3 separate regions of the Homo sapiens genome follow, and regions 2 and 3 are each linked to region 1. The links are chromatin contacts, found by Hi-C or POLR2A ChIA-PET in ENCODE. All regions are on one chromosome and are shown on one strand. Each heading gives the region's core, a stretch centred on a gene start or an enhancer-like site at or near the end of the contact. The rest is flanking DNA. Distances are from core to core; before and after follow the strand shown. Region 1 overlaps RASA3 (RAS p21 protein activator 3). Region 2 overlaps CDC16 (cell division cycle 16). Region 3 overlaps GAS6 (growth arrest specific 6).

Region 1 (4,981 bases), core at 1,850-4,349:
GCCCCCTCACCATTGCAGGGGTCGGGACCCGGACATTTTTGGGACTGTTGTTCACTGTACCCAAGTGATTATTCTTAGAAACTGCTGTGTTTTTCATAGAAGTCTCCAGAGTTTGTTTAGAAAATACATGGAATGGGTCACATGGATCTCAGATAATTGACATTTGACTTCATTTTGAGCGGGAACACTGTGCTGGGTGCTTCCGCAGCGGACACCCTGGCCCTGAAATGCGGCTGCAGAAGGTGTCTGAGTGCAGCGGGCACCTGACCCCCCTTCAGGGTCTTGCTGTGCTGGGCTTCATGGAGCCTTGTCGGTGAGATGGTCTTGAGGGTCCAGCGTGACCCCTGCACCCCCTTGCTCAGTGTCTGCCTGGGAGGCCCTCAGGTTCAGGCCCATAGCTTTATGTCGCGTTCAAGCTGGGTGCTGCGGAAGGGTTCCCTCTTCCTCTCTCCCTCTGACCAGGGCATCGGCTCCAGGGCTAGTGGCTGGCAGTTCTCCCTCCTGCCTCCGGGCTCAGCCGCTGTGCACCCCACTCCTGAGGCACCTCCTTCTCCATCCCCATGTCCTGCCATGCCCACCTCTGGGACTGGGGCCTGCTGCAGGAGATGGCCTCCGACCCCGCGGCATGGGTGGGCTGCCCTCCGTGACCTGCCTCCCCTGCCCCACTCGTTGGTTGTGGTTCTCTTGCCTGTTGTGCTGTGTCCACTGGACAGAGCTTCCTGGAGCCCATGGTCCTGCAGGGCAGGCCTGTGTCTCGCTCCTGTGTTCTCAGCCCCTGCCAGGGGCCTCCAAGGGTGTTCTCAGAAGAAAGGGAGGCATGGAATCCAGATTATTCAGCGGAGGCTAATGGTGTATCTGGCGGGGCTCAGCCTGTGCCGGGCGCCACGCGCGAATTGAGGTGTGACCGTGTGTCAGGCCTCGTCACCAGCTCCGTTTATACTCGAGAATCCACAGGGACTTGATTCGTTCTCGAAGGTGTATGAGACATTTTTTGAGCGACAACCCTAAGGAAAAAGAAATTTAAAAAATTTTTGCACATTTTAGTAAGAGAAGCTGATCAAGTTAGTTCTGGAGTTATATGCTCTGAAAATAACCAAATAAGATGTTTATTAATCATTCTGTTGACGTCGTCTGCTAGTAGTTCTTGGTGGCTTTACGATTATGGTGACTGGACTTAGATGTTTCACTGTGGCTTTCGCAGCTATGAAAATGGGTGGCTGTCTGGATCTCCGGTAACGATTTATCTTTATGATGGTAATTATGTTGTTACCGGGCATGAAACACCAGGTTCTGGGGAATGCGTTTCTGGGTGGAAGTGCGCGGTGGCCACTGGCTTCCTGGCTGCGTGGTTCTCCTGGTTCTCGTTTCTAGCAGCCGCCCACGCCCTGAGGAAACCCCACCTGCCAGCAAGTTTCCCTTGGGGCAGCCACAGCTGTGCTCAGTTGCAAGTTCAGGTCCAGGAGTGAGAGGTGCACTGGCAGGTGCCAGAAGGAAGTGGGGGTGCATTCCTATGGGGTCGGGGGTGTGGGTTGGGGACGGGAGGGCATCTTCAGCCTGGAGGGGGAGGGCGGTGGCGACAGAAACCGAGAAAGGCAGCTGAAGCCGTGCCGGGATACGGCGCCCCGGCAAGTGAGACTTGGGGAAATAAAGGCCTGCCCTCAGCCCTCCCCAGCCCACCCCGGCACCTCCACCGGCTGCAGTCAGCTCCCGCCACAGCAGGAGCAGGAGAAGTGTCCAGTGTCGGCGGGTCCCGGGCGGCGTGACCGTAGCCTCCTCTGTCCCTGGGTCCATGGCCCACAGAGCGCTGCTGCCGGCGGGAACTGTCAGTCAAGCCGGGCTCCCAGCTGCAGGGCCGTGACCTGCGGGACACACGGGGCGCAGGCTCCTTCGGGATTCCAGGCGCAGGGAGGCGGCCTCTGCCTGGACTCGGCTGCCGGGCGCTGCCCTCACAGAGCACAGACCGGAAACTATGGCTCCCCGCAGCTGGGATGCGGGAACCACGGAAATGCGCGAGGCCCGGCTCGGTGCTGTCAGGAGCATTGGGGTCTCCGCCCCCGATCCTGGCGCCTCCCTCCTTTTCCCGCTAGGCCTCCACCTTCCTCTGGGCCCCGGCTCTGGTAGCACCATGTCCCCCTCCATTTGCCCCTCCAGCCCCTAGAGACTCTCTGAGGCTTCCCAATGGGGTGGGGGTGCAGTGAGACCTCCATTCTTTTCTTCTTCTTTTTTTTTTTTTTTGAGACGGAGTCTCTTTCTGTCGCCCAGGCTGGAGGGCAGTGGCGCGATCTCGGCTCACTGCAACCTCCACCTCCCGGGTTCACGCCATTCTCCTGCCTCAGCTTCCCGAGTAGCTGGGACTACAGGCGCCCGCCACCACGCCCGGCTAATTTTTTGTATTTTCAGTAGAGACGGGGTTTCACCGTGTTAGCCAAGGTGGTCTCTATCTCCTGACCTCGTGATCCGCCCACCTCGGCCTCCCAAAGTGCTGGGATTACAGGCGTGAGCCACCGCGCCCGGCCGAGACCTCCGTTCTTTGTGTATAAATCAGGTGGTCTGCAACTGACATATGGTAAAGTTCACTGTTAGGTGTAGCCTTCACCAGTGTATGCAGTTGTGTAGACAGCAGCACAGCTAAGATATGTTCCCACAGCCCGGAACACTCCTTTGGGCCCCTTTGGGGTGGATTTCCTACCCTGGCCCACAGCCCCGGGCAGCCACTGCTCTGAGGCCTGTTCCCACAGTTGCCTTTTCCAGGAGGCCACGTGACTCAAACCCTGGAGGGGCCGTGCCCTCTGCCACTGCGCTGGTCCCGCGCTGTGCGGCTGTGAGCCAGGCCGCCCCCTTCCACTGCCCGTGGGTTTCCATCATACAGACACAGCTCAGCCGCCTCATCCACCCTCTGGATTGTGTCTAATCCTCAGGAATTATGAATAAAGTCACCGTAAACATTCTCGGATAGGTCTTTGTGTGGACAATGTTTCTGTTTCTTACTCTGAGATAAATGCGTGGGAGCGAGGTTGCTGGGTCACTGTAGGGTGTGTGTTTACTTTCATTAAAACTACCCAACCGTGTCTCCAAGTGGTCACCCAGTCTGCCTTCTCTCCAGCAGCGGGTGAGAGCAGCAGGTATTTCGCATCCTGCCCGGCCCTTAGGACTGTGAGTTTTTATTCTCTAGTTACCGTTTGCACTCCCATAGGTGTGTACTGTCTCACTGTGGCTTTTATTGCGTGTCCGTGAAGAGTGGCGTCGAGGACCTTTTCTTGGGCTTAGTGACAGCTCCATTCCTTCTTTAGTACATTGTTCAAATCTTTTGCCCTTTTAATTGGGTTGTTTTCTTGTTACTTTTTAAAGTTCCCTGTATATTCTGGATACGAGTCTATCACAAGTGTGCTTTGCAAATATTTTCTTCCAGTTTGTGGCTTGTATTTCATTTTCTTACCATTGGCTTTGAAGAACAGAAGTTTTTAATTTCGATGGTCCAGTTTATCACATTTTTTTCTTGTATGATTTGTACCTGTGGTGTCATGTCTAAGAAAGTCTTGCCTATTCCACGGTTGTGGCGGTTTTCTCCTGGAAAGCATGTGCTTTCAGCGTTCACATTTAGTTCCATGATCTGTTTCAAGCTAATTTTCACTTATAGCACAAAGAAAAGGGTCGGGATTCTGTTTTTTCCATGTAGACATCCCTTTGTTCCGGCACCCTTGGCTGAAAGACGACCCTTCCTCCGTTGATGACTTTGGCACATTTACAGCTTAGTTGGCTGCATTGTGTGGGTCTGTTTGTGGCCTCTGTATTCTCTTCCATCTGAGGTAGGAGGCGGGACTGGACTCTGAAGGCAGGGCTCGGACACCGAACCAAATTGAGGACTAGCTGAGACAGGGATGGGTGGAAGCAGCTTTCCATCGGACACGCCTGCCAGTGTACCATGTCACCTTACCATTGCCATGGCAACGCCTGGAGGTTACCACCCCTTTCCATAGGAACAACCCCGTGACTCGGAAATTACCACCCTTTTTCTAGAAATGTCTGCATAATCTTTTAATTGACATATAGTTAAAAGTGAGGATAAATAAGACTGCAGCAGTGCCCGGAGGTGCCACTCTCAACACCCTGCCTATGGGGAACCCTTCTCTGCAGGAACGGCTGAGACTGTCAACACCCCGCCCGTGGGGAGTCCTGCTGTGCAGGAGCAGTTTCAGAGCTGCCACTGCCGCCTCCATAAAACTGTTTTCTTCCACCACCACCTCATTCTCGAATTCTTTCCTGAGTGAAGCTACAGACCCTCTGAGGCTAAGCCCCAATTTGGGGCTCGCCTGCTGTGTGTCATATTGATCCACCTGTCCTCATGCCAATACCACGCAGTCTTGATCACTATAGCTTCATAGCAGGTCTTACATTGTAGTGTAAGATCATCAAATTTGTTCTTAAACTTGTTTTTCTATTCTAGATGCTTTGAATTGCCATATATACTTTTGAATGAGCTTCTCAATTTCCAAAATAGTCCCACAGGAATTTTGACTGGGATTACATTGATCTATAGATTAATTTGGGGAGAATTAATATCTTAACAAAACTGAGTCTTCAAATCCATGGACATGGTATATCTTTACACGCTTGGGTCTTTCCAATTTCTCTCATCAGTGTTTTGTGATGTGTTTTCAGCCTACACATTTTGCACATTTAAAAACATTTATTTCCCTGTGTTTTATGTGTTTAGTGGAGTGGTTAAAGATTTCTGAGGTAGTCCACCAAAAGCACAAACCTAAAAGCATAATTTTGTGAAAGGTGCTGTTTTTGTGTAATTTTCATGGTCATTGCTTGTATGTACAAACGCAGTCGACGTCTCCACACTGACTTTGTGTTCTCTGTTCTTGCTGAACACACCAATTAGTTCTATTAGCTTTGCCTGTAGATTTTTTTTTGTACATTCTATGAATAAAGGCTTTTATTTCTTCCTTTGGGATCTGTATGGCCTTTGTTTTTT
Region 2 (4,981 bases), core at 93-2,592, 210 kb before region 1:
CCTGACCTCACTGCTTCTGAGTGCCCCTCCAGTCAGTGAATGGCACCCCCACCCCCTCTGACCCTTCCATGAGGCACACCAGGGCTGGTTCCTTCTAATTGCTAGGCATAACTCCAACCTATTTAGTCCTCACCTTCCTCATTAACAGAGTCAAATCTGGGCCCCAATCATAAAAGTCTGACCGGGTTGTTTCCTTCTTAAATCCCTTTTGTTTTCCCATTCTCCTCAGGATAAGGCACAAACTCTTTCATTCTGGGCCTTTAGTGATCCACACTTAACCCTCCTGACCCACTCCTTGACATTCTCTGTGAACTCAAAATCCAAGCCATAATGAATTAGCTCCAATTTTTGCAAACACTGGAATACCCTTGCCCTAATTTTTGCCTAGCTGATGTCTGATGACTTTCAGGACTGAGGTGTATGCAAAAGGCTCATTTCTGGGTGAACTGCCTTTCTCTGTGGGCACCTTTAGTTCCTCAATTGCACCGTATTTTCACTGTCAATTTACGTACTTACATTCGCCAGTTGATCTGAGGTCAGGAAATAGTAAACTCATTCCCCTTTGCATCCCAAGGCCTAGCTCAGAGCCTATGGCATGGCTGACACTCATTAAATATATGTCAACTAAATGAATGAACAGACCTGAGCCACAGATTCTCTAACTCTATTGAGACCAGTTCTAGGAGGCACAGCCCATGTGAATGAAAAACAAATCATTTAATGACTCTTAGGCATGACTGTTTCTCTTTGACATTTGCTGCAGTTTCTAATAAAGTCAATATTTTCCCCCTCTTCGTATAACTTTTTAATGAGCATTTTGACATTTCAATAGTGTTGTGCTTTCATACTTAAAACCATTAAGTTTCTGTAAGACTCTAAATTTAGTGCCCCTTAATCATCAAAGAATACAGGCTCAACTTAAGTATGGTTTAGGAAAGTGCTTCTCAAAACTTTTCTGTGCGTGATAATCCCCTGGGCATCACGCTAAAACTGCAGATTTTGATTCAGTTGGTCTGAGATTCTGCACTTCTAGCAGGCTTCTAGGTGATGCTGATGCTGCTGAGCCCGTCTGGGGCATAAGGCAGTCACTTCTTAGAAAACTGACAAGGTGGCAAGTGGCAATCCCCTATTAACAAAACACTTGGATTATCCAGAACTACCCAAGACTATGCGACAGAGGCACCTGCTTTATATACACGCATGTGCAAACACAGAAATAGTGTTTATAAGTTCAGATGACATGAGAGACCAAAGTAAACAAAGCTGTGTCTATGGGGACAGGCAGATCGCTTGGCAGGGAGGCAAAGCTGTGTCTGTAACAGCAGAGAGAGCTAACAGCCAAGGGAGAAGAAAACTGTGGGCAGGTGTGCACAAACAGTAACAGCAGGAAGCTGAGAAGTGAAAATCAGAATAGAATGAAACAAAACAGGCACGAATGAAACAGAAGAGCATCATGCAAATCTCTTACTATGCAAGTTTATGGTATCTAAAACTGTTACTACTTTTAAGTAATATCAGTATATACACATCCTTGATAATTGTTAGGTTAACTCATAAGCACCAATTCACGGGATCGTTCATACAACAGAAGCAGTCAAATATTTTAAAATGGAAAGGCCCAAATACACACTCAGTATGCAGTAACAGCAACAAAAGGTGTGAATTTCAGTAATACCTATCCCATCCCTATCCTTTCAGAAGTGGGACCTGCTGCTATACTTTATTTACCCTTCAGTCAAAGAAGCTCTCTGAAGTTCTAGAGGAATATTACATCTGACGCTACAGTGCCCAATTGTTTCCGTGACCCAATGACTATTCCTAGCTTCAAATAATCACCCAATCTATTCTGATGCCTCTCACGTTTCAAAGCTAGAGCCCATTTAAGAAGCAAACGCCAACACTTGCCCTCTTAGGGAAAAAACTCATTTCTTACCATGTGGTAAAACAGTTAACTGACAATGCAAACATTAACAGCCGCTTGTTATGAAAATATCAGGTTACTATCTTCGAAGGCAAGAGATTTCTGTGTTGTTTTCCTCATTTAACAGTAAACACTCAGGGGTGTATATGTGTATATTTACAGGTACTACAAAGAATACCTCGTTCCCAATTGCTTTAATTTTTTCCAAAGCATCAAGAAACCATTTTTCGGCTGTTTTCCATCTAAAATGAAAGGAAAAAAGGTTGCAGATTATTCGAAATTAGCAAATATAAACTTTAAAAAAATTTTTGATTACCTTTCTAGTAGTACTAAAATGCAATGGGGTAAACTGCTGGAAATAATTATAAAAATTCAAAGTTAAGTCACAAATGATTAATTTTACGGCATTAATATCAAGAGTTCAAGATTTCAAGATTTTGGGAGATACAGTATTTATATTCCTTTTTTTTTTTTTTTTTTTTAAGAGTCTCACTCTGTTACCTAGGCTGGAGTGCAGTGGTGCGATCTCAGCTCACTGCAGCCTCTGCCTCCCGGGTTTAAGTGATTCTTGTGCCTCAGCCTCCTGACACAGCTGGGATTACAGGTGTACAACACCATCCCTGGCTAATTTCTGTATTTTTAGTAGAGATGGGGTTTCGCCATGTTGCACATGCTGGTCTCAAACTCCTGGCCTCAAGCAATATGCCCATCTCGGCCTCCCAAAGTGCTGGGATTACAGACGGGAGCCACCGCACCCAACCACAGTATTTATGTTCTATAAAGTCACTGTGTACACTGAGTTAGCAAATATTGAACCGCGGCTGCCAGGGGAAATACAGTTAGATTCCTGCAATTCTCTGGTCACATTTTCTCTAATTGATCAATGCGTAACCTTGTTTTATGTGTGTTTCTATTTAAAGACGTCTTATTTGATACATATTGTTGATTCATCAATATTGAAGTCAGGGCCAGCAGCACTATAAATACTGATGCCTGCTTGAATGAAGCTTCTCTAATACATGTGTTTCCTCTGTAACACAAAAGTGTATCACAATTAACACTAGATAGCATTTCACTAAGCTTGGGGATTATTTCAAAACAGTGAAATCATCAACAAAAAGCACAAAAATGTGAAAACTGTGGCACTAAATAGACCACAAGAAGTACACTGGTTTATAGTTGAACTGGGAAAAAAGGCAGAGCGTTGCCTTCTTAGACTCCAGCTGGAAGTGTGTGTGCCAGGAGACCCAGCTTTCTCCCAGCCCTGGGCATGTCTGCCAATGGCTCAGAAAGCACCTCAGGAACTGATTTGGCGGTTACAAATAAATTTTAATGAGTAGGCAAATTCGCAAATACTGATGATTACTGTATTATATTAAAAGATTACTATTTATTTTAAAGCTTCAAACTTTTAAAAAATACCTAGATAACCCATTTTTTAGAACACATACATGCCATAAATGACACTGTAGTAGTATTAATACTAATTTACAGCCGAGCGTGGAGGCTCACACCTGTAATCCCAGCACTTTGGGAGGCTGAGGCAGGCGGATCACCAGGTCAGGAGTTCGAGACCAGCCTGACCAACATGGTGAAACCCTGTCTCTACTAAAAATACAAAAATTAGCCGGGCGTGGTGGTGGGCATCTGTAATCCCAGCTACTCAGGAGGCTGAGGCAGGAGAATCGCTTGAACCTGGGAGGCAGAGAATGCAGTGAGCTGAAAATGCGCCACTGCACTCTAGCCTGGGCAACACAGCGAGACTCCATCTCAAAAAAACAAAAACAAAAACCAAAAAAAACTGAAACTAATTTACCATTTTAAAATTTGTATATCATGAAATGCAAAGGATTACATACATTTTTCTCTTTGAGTATAACACCAAATCACTTATTCTACAAATATTCTAGAGTACAGTAAAGCCTACACTGACCAGGAATTAAATTTTCTGACTTACTAGTAACTAAATAGAAAACACTTTTGTTTCAAAAACCATGTCAAATTCTTCTCAAATACGTAAATTCAACTCCTTATCAACACAGAGATAACTAAGGATTCCACAGTGCCCCCAGCCACACTGTGGGGTATGTGTAATCTGAACTGTCCAATCATGTAAGAAAAGAAGTGGTAGCTCAGATCAAAAAAAGACCAAAACCTGGGTTTAGAATTTTTAAGGAAATCCAAGATAACAGTTTCTCTCTTTTTTTTCTATCTCCTTCTCCTAAAATAGAACATTTAAAAGTACAAATCTACTGAAGAGTCGCTTTTGTCAGTGAACTCTAGTGATCACCTACTGTATTTACAATCACTAGTTAACAGAAGGGTTTCTGGTCTTCCAGTACTTACTCTCCATTCTGAAATGCAACCACGCCGACCTCATGCATAACAAAAGGGTCTTCCGGTGCAATGCTCAGAGCTTGGCTGAAGAACCTTTCAGCTAGTTTTGAGTTATTGGTCAAACCATATTCTAATCCAATATACAGCATAGGCAAATGACACCTAAAAAATTGGAAAATTTCACATATTCAACACCAAAAACTGTGATTTAGCAGAAATTAATCTGTCAACTTCAAATCCTATCTGCAAAATAATTTAAAGGTAGCCAAAACACAGCATTTACTTTTTTCTCTTAATTTACAAATATTTAATGAATGCCTAATGGGCTTTGGACTAATCAGCTGCCACTTCTAGAATCTATCTGCAACTTATTTACCTTTAATTTTCATTATTATTCCACAGTAAAAAAACAAAAACTCTCTAAAGCAAAAGGGCAGGTCTCTGTGGTGCTGTCTTCCTCCTTGATGCTAATGTCATGCCCCAGCCGACACTGGTCTTCCTCTTATTTACTCACCACCATTTATCCTTCAAGATTGGGTTCAACTTCTACTTCCCTTTATGAAGCTACCTCTGACTTTTCTAACATAAATGCTCTCCCTTCTGTGAATTCCCATTATAATCAGTTCTATGCAGAAGAGTTATGAATAATGCCCTGTGTATTGATTCAATTTTCCCACCTTCTGAGACAGTTCTAGGCAGAGTCAGAACTACTTTTTAATTGAA
Region 3 (4,981 bases), core at 1,537-4,036, 210 kb after region 1:
CCTCCCAGTTGATCTGAGTTTTCCTGGAGCCGGCCCCAGGGCCCGCCAGCCTATTCTGTCAGCCCTAGGCCAGCACAGAGGGCTCGGGTGCCCAGGGGCTGCCTCAGCCTGCGCCCCTCAGAGCTCCTCCGGGCTGGACCCGAGACCCCACAGCCGCCCCGATCTCAGCTGCGTTGGGCGCGCAGGGGTGGGGCAGCTGAACATGATTTTCCACTTTGTGTCCCCAATCAGACCTGCCTGACCAGTGCACGCCCAACCCCTGCGATAGGAAGGGGACCCAAGCCTGCCAGGACCTCATGGGCAACTTCTTCTGCCTGTGTAAAGCTGGCTGGGGGGGCCGGCTCTGCGACAAAGGTACGTGAGGCTGAAGACAAAGGCGGGGTCTCCCTCCATCTCCGACCCTGCCCTGATCCCCGCTCCTCACTCCCACTCCGGGGCACGGCCATCCTCAGGCTGCTCTCCGACAGCCCCAAGGAGGCTGCAGCCCTGAGGTATCCTGGAGCCCCAGGAGAATTGGGAGGAGCTGCAGTCTCCTTTCTGGGAGCAGGGCTGGAAGGAAAGGAAACACCAAGTGATGCCTCAGCACCCACTGATTGAAGGGCGGGGGGGGAAATTTCACCTCTGACCGTCCTTGAGTGCAGACCTGTGGTGTCAGTGGCACCCACTGATTGAAAGGCGGGGGGGAAATTTCACCTCTGACCGTCCTTGAGTGCAGACCTGTGGTGTCAGTGGCACCCACTGATTGAAAGGCCGGGGGGAGATTTCACCTCTGACCGTCCTTCAGTGTAGACCTGTGGTGTCAGTGAAGACCCTGGAGGAAGAATAGCTCCAGGGCCTGGTGGAGACCCATAGTGGAGAGCCCAGCAGGCCAGCCTGTCCCCTTTGGCAAATCCTACCCCACAGGTGGCCTGGGAGGGCTTTGCTAAGGAGTGGCCAGCTCTGGCCTGGCCTTGTCTGTCCTCGGCACCCAGAGGTCACTCCTGGCCTGCAGCCTCCTCCTGCAAGCACATGGGCATCCAGGGAGCTGAGCCCTGTGGGCTGTGACTGCCAGCAGCTCCCCAGGCTGAGACCGCAGCTGGGGATCCCCCATGCCCTCCCACCATCTACCTCCACACGCAAGGCCAGGACCAGGGGCCATGAAACGCTAGGGCTGCTGAGTGGGGTGTGAGGTCCAAGCCCTGGGGTCCCTCTCTGCTCCAGGGCTGGGCTGTGCACCTCTAGGATCTCTCTCTGCTCGGGGGCTGGGCTGTGCACTCCCAGGCTCTCTCCCTGCTCCAGGGCTGGGCTGTGCACACCCGCGGTCCCTTCCTCCTGCTCCAGTGCTGGGCTGTGCACCCCCCCGGCTCCTTCCCTGCTCCAGTGCTGGGCTGTGCACCCCCGGGCTCCCTCCCTGCTCCAGGGCTGGGCTGTGCACCCCCGGGGTCCCTTCCTCCTGCTGCGGGGCTGGGCTGTGCACCCCCGGGCTCCCTCCCTGCTCCAGGGCTGGGCTGTGCACCCCCGGGGTCCCTTCCTCCTGCTCCGGGGCTGGGCTGTGCACCCCCGGGCTCCCTCCCTGCTCCAGGGCTGGGCTGTGCACCCCCGGGGTCCCCTCCTCCTGCTCCGGGGCTGGGCTGTGCACCCCTGGGCTCCCTCCCTGCTCCAGGGCTGGGCTGTGCACCCCCGGGGTCCCTTCCTCCTGCTCCGGGGCTAGGCTGTGACCCCTGGTCTCCCTCCCTGCTCCAGGGCTGGGCTGTGCACCTTTGGGATCTCTCTCTGCTCCAGGGCTGGGCTGTGCACCTCTGGGCTCCCTCCCTGCTCCAGGGCTGGGCTGTGCACCTCTGGGATCTCTTCCTACCGTAGCCAGGGGCTGTGCACCCTTGGGCTCCCCTTCAGGCCTGTGCTTGTTCCCAGATGTCAACGAATGCAGCCAGGAGAACGGGGGCTGCCTCCAGATCTGCCACAACAAGCCGGGTAGCTTCCACTGTTCCTGCCACAGCGGCTTCGAGCTCTCCTCTGATGGCAGGACCTGCCAAGGTAAGGCCCTGGGGTGAGGCCTCTCTCCTCTCTCCTCTCCCCACCTTCTATTTTCGGTCATGTCTGCTCTTCTGCAAGCGGCTGCTGCTGGCTGGGTTCCTGTGGTTCTGGATGGGATGGGGCATCCTGCAGAGACTACACAAGCCCAGGCCAGCCGCAGCACAGGGAGCTGCTCGGCACCACACCAGGATGACTCACCCGGCATCTGAGGGCCAGGACTCAGGGGGCCGGCCCAGCCCATGAGGCCACACTGCTGGCTGTAGGGCCTCGTCCATTCCCCAGAGCCTCACAGAGCCTGGAAGTGCTCCAGGCACTTGTGTAGTGAGCTTGTGGGTCAGGGCTCCAGGCTAGGGTCCCCCCGCCGTCCACTCTCCCCAGCATCCCCAGAAGCACCCCGTTGTTGGTCTCCCTCTGTCCACTAAATATAGCCCTGCCCTCCCCACTTCCTTTCATATTTCAGTCTGGGGTTCCCTCAGCCCAGGGCCAGAGCTGGGGAGCCCCAGGACACCCCAGAAAGTCACTGTGAATGTGCGCGCCCCCGACGCTGTTCCAGGTGCTGCTGCTGCCACTGGCCCTTTGCCACTTTGCAGGGGGAGCACCTTCCTCCTCCCTCCCCACGTTGTATCTGGACATGCCCAGGCGTGTCCCTGAGAGTTTCTGGCATAGTTCTTAGCGCTGCTGCTGACTGTCCAGGACACCGAACTGCGTGGACAGGACAGACAGTTGCTCAGGGAGAAACAGCCCCAGGATCTGGAGAGTGAATCTGACCAGACAGGAGGGGCCACACCCCATCCCCCGATTTCAAAAGGCAGCTGCTATTTCTGTCCACTTTGGTGGTTCCCTTCCCTGACCACCCAGGAGTTAGCCCTGTGTGCAGATGACGTGATTCCCATCTTAACACATAAACCCATTTCCCCGCCGAGGACAGAGCCCCTCCCATCACTGCTCTATCCCTGACCTGGAAGACAGCAGCACCCCAGGTTTAAAGAGAGGTGAAGACTAGGCCGATCCTGAGAGATGACGTCTAAAGCATCTCCCGTGGGTCCCTGCACCAGTCGGGCACTCCCGGCAAAGTCTAGGCTCACAGTTACTGCCCACAGTGACAGAGGCATTCCCGTCCTCTCCTCCTCCTCCCCATCTTCCTCTTCCTCCCCACCATTCCCCCTCCTCCTTTCCCCACTCCCCCTCCTCCTCTCCCCACTCCCCCTCCTCCTCCCCCCCACTCCCCCTCCTCCTCCCCATCTTCCTCCTCCTCCTCATCTTCCTCCTCCTCTTTCTTCTCCTCCTCCCCCCACTCCCCCTCTTCCTCCCCATCTTCTTCCTCCCCCTCCTCCTCCTCATTCCCCTCTTCTTCCTCCTCATTCCCCTCTTCTTCCTCCTCATTCCCCCTCCTCTTTTTCCCCCTCCTCCTCCCCCATCCTTATTTCCCCTCTCCTCCTCCTCCCCCACCCCTCCCCACCCCCTCCCTCACCCCTCCCCACCCCCTCCCTCACCCCTCCCCACCCCCTCCCTCACCTCCTCCCCCACCCCTCCCTCACCTTCTCCTCTTCCTCCCTGCTTCTCCTCCTCCTCCCCCTCCGTCGTCCTCCCCCTCCGTCCTCCTCCCCCTCCGTCCTCCTCCTTCCCTTCCCCATTCTCCTCCCCCTCCCCCTCCTCCTCCCCCTCCTCCTCCTCCCCCTCCTCCCCCTCCTCTCCATCCTCTCCCTACCCCCTCCTCCTCCCCTCCTCCCCTCCCCCTCCTCTTCTCCCCCTCCCCTTCTCCCCCTCCCCCTTCTCCCCCTCCCCCTTCTCCCCCTCCTCCTCCTCCTCTTCCTCCTTCCCCTCCCCCCTTCCTCCTCCCACTCCTACTCCCCCTTCTCCTCCCCCACCTTTCTCCGTGCCCCTGCCTTTGCTCTCCTCTGGTGACTAAAGGGCTCTTCATTTCAGGGTTGCCCCTCCTACCCCAGGGTGCTTGGCCGTAAACAGCATCTGTCCCACATTAGATGCTCAAGTCTTAGGATTGTGGTTTAACCCGGTAGTGAAAATTGATTGAAACCAGTAAATGCTTCTCTTTGGGGTTGGGGTTTTAGTTTCAAATGCCCCCGGGGGGTTACTTTTTACGGCCCCGTGTCCTGTAGCACCGTCATTTAAATGGAACAGCACAGCGTGCACCGCCGCCCCCCACCCCTCCACCAAGCAGGGCCCTTCCCAGCTCTCCACCTGCTGGGCTGAAGTCAGCCTTCCCAGCCGGGCCTTGATCAGAAGCGTGCACCAACACCCCGGGAGCTGCCCGGTCAGGGGAGGAGGGCAGGGAAATGGGGCCAGGGCGCGCTGGCCCCACAGAGTCTGGATGCGACCTCTGGGTGGTGCCCTGGCCAGTCCCTGCAGCCGCCTGCCCCAGCCCCGTCTGAGATGCCGCTGTGCTGCGGTTGGCCGGTTTTTTTTTGCTTGCAGACATAGACGAGTGCGCAGACTCGGAGGCCTGCGGGGAGGCGCGCTGCAAGAACCTGCCCGGCTCCTACTCCTGCCTCTGTGACGAGGGCTTTGCGTACAGCTCCCAGGAGAAGGCTTGCCGAGGTACCCACGCCACGCGGTCACCCTCGCTTTCTCTGACGCCCAAGTCTAGACACGGGTGCCAGTCACTGCCCGAGCCGGTTGCTAACAACCGGGTGCTTCTGGTGAAAGAAAGTCTCTTTCTCCCTGTTTCTATCAGCCTGGTAATGGCCTGTGCTACCACCATGCCCGCACACACGTGAGCACACACAGGCACCCATGCCCCTTGTGCACATGAACGAACCGCACACATGCATATACACCGCATGTACACACGTGTGTACCCTTCTCCACCTGCATAGACGGGGCCTCTCCCCAAAGGGACGGGGAGCAGCAAGCCTCCCTCTACTGTTCTCTCTTTCCAGCCGCCATGGGGAGGGCCCTGTTGGCCGTAGAGCCTCTAAGAGGGGCCGTGCCCCCAGTGATGGGAACAGTG

What was found. Hi-C counts contacts between places; a loop is a spot of excess contacts on that map. ChIA-PET counts read pairs that join two places held with the same protein, here RNA polymerase II (POLR2A). Pooled maps may share reads with other maps.
Region 2: a pooled map shows a loop between it and region 1 (2.6-fold over the local background). The contact joins two enhancer-like sites. A Hi-C loop is called at or near these places in 3 of 50 pooled maps. POLR2A ChIA-PET finds 5 or more read pairs at or near these places in 3 of 52 experiments (OCI-LY7, Panc1 and WTC11).
Region 3: a pooled map shows a loop between it and region 1 (2.6-fold over the local background). The contact joins two enhancer-like sites. A Hi-C loop is called at or near these places in 1 of 50 pooled maps. POLR2A ChIA-PET finds 5 or more read pairs at or near these places in 2 of 52 experiments (H1 and Panc1).

The regions. Positions count from the first base shown.
Region 1 is chr13:114,045,569-114,050,549 of GRCh38, reverse strand. All of the region lies in intron 3 of RASA3 (RAS p21 protein activator 3), which reads left to right. Among named protein-coding and RNA genes, the nearest start is that of RASA3-IT1, 62 kb to the left of the region's middle. RefSeq lists enhancers at 1,676-2,465, 2,466-3,257. Within about 2 kb of position 3,099, at least 5 of the 41 ENCODE cell types and tissues checked have a DNase peak (open chromatin) inside an H3K27ac peak, as active enhancers do.
Region 2 is chr13:114,256,517-114,261,497 of GRCh38, reverse strand. It overlaps CDC16 (cell division cycle 16), which reads right to left. Exons shown (of 18, transcript NM_001078645.3): 13 at 4,268-4,420; 14 at 2,100-2,163. All of the region lies in intron 2 of LOC105370384 (a long non-coding RNA gene), which reads left to right. Among named protein-coding and RNA genes, the nearest start is that of MIR548AR, 15 kb to the right of the region's middle. Within about 2 kb of position 1,342, at least 5 of the 41 ENCODE cell types and tissues checked have a DNase peak (open chromatin) inside an H3K27ac peak, as active enhancers do.
Region 3 is chr13:113,835,101-113,840,081 of GRCh38, reverse strand. It overlaps GAS6 (growth arrest specific 6), which reads left to right. Exons shown (of 15, transcript NM_000820.4): 5 at 232-354; 6 at 1,891-2,013; 7 at 4,447-4,569. GAS6-AS1 (GAS6 antisense RNA 1) reads right to left here. Exons shown (of 5, transcript NR_044995.2): 4 at 1,835-2,005. Among named protein-coding and RNA genes, the nearest start is that of GAS6-AS1, 22 kb to the right of the region's middle. RefSeq lists enhancers at 75-651, 823-1,375, 2,031-2,090, 1,930-2,482, 2,591-2,800. Within about 2 kb of position 2,786, at least 30 of the 41 ENCODE cell types and tissues checked have a DNase peak (open chromatin) inside an H3K27ac peak, as active enhancers do.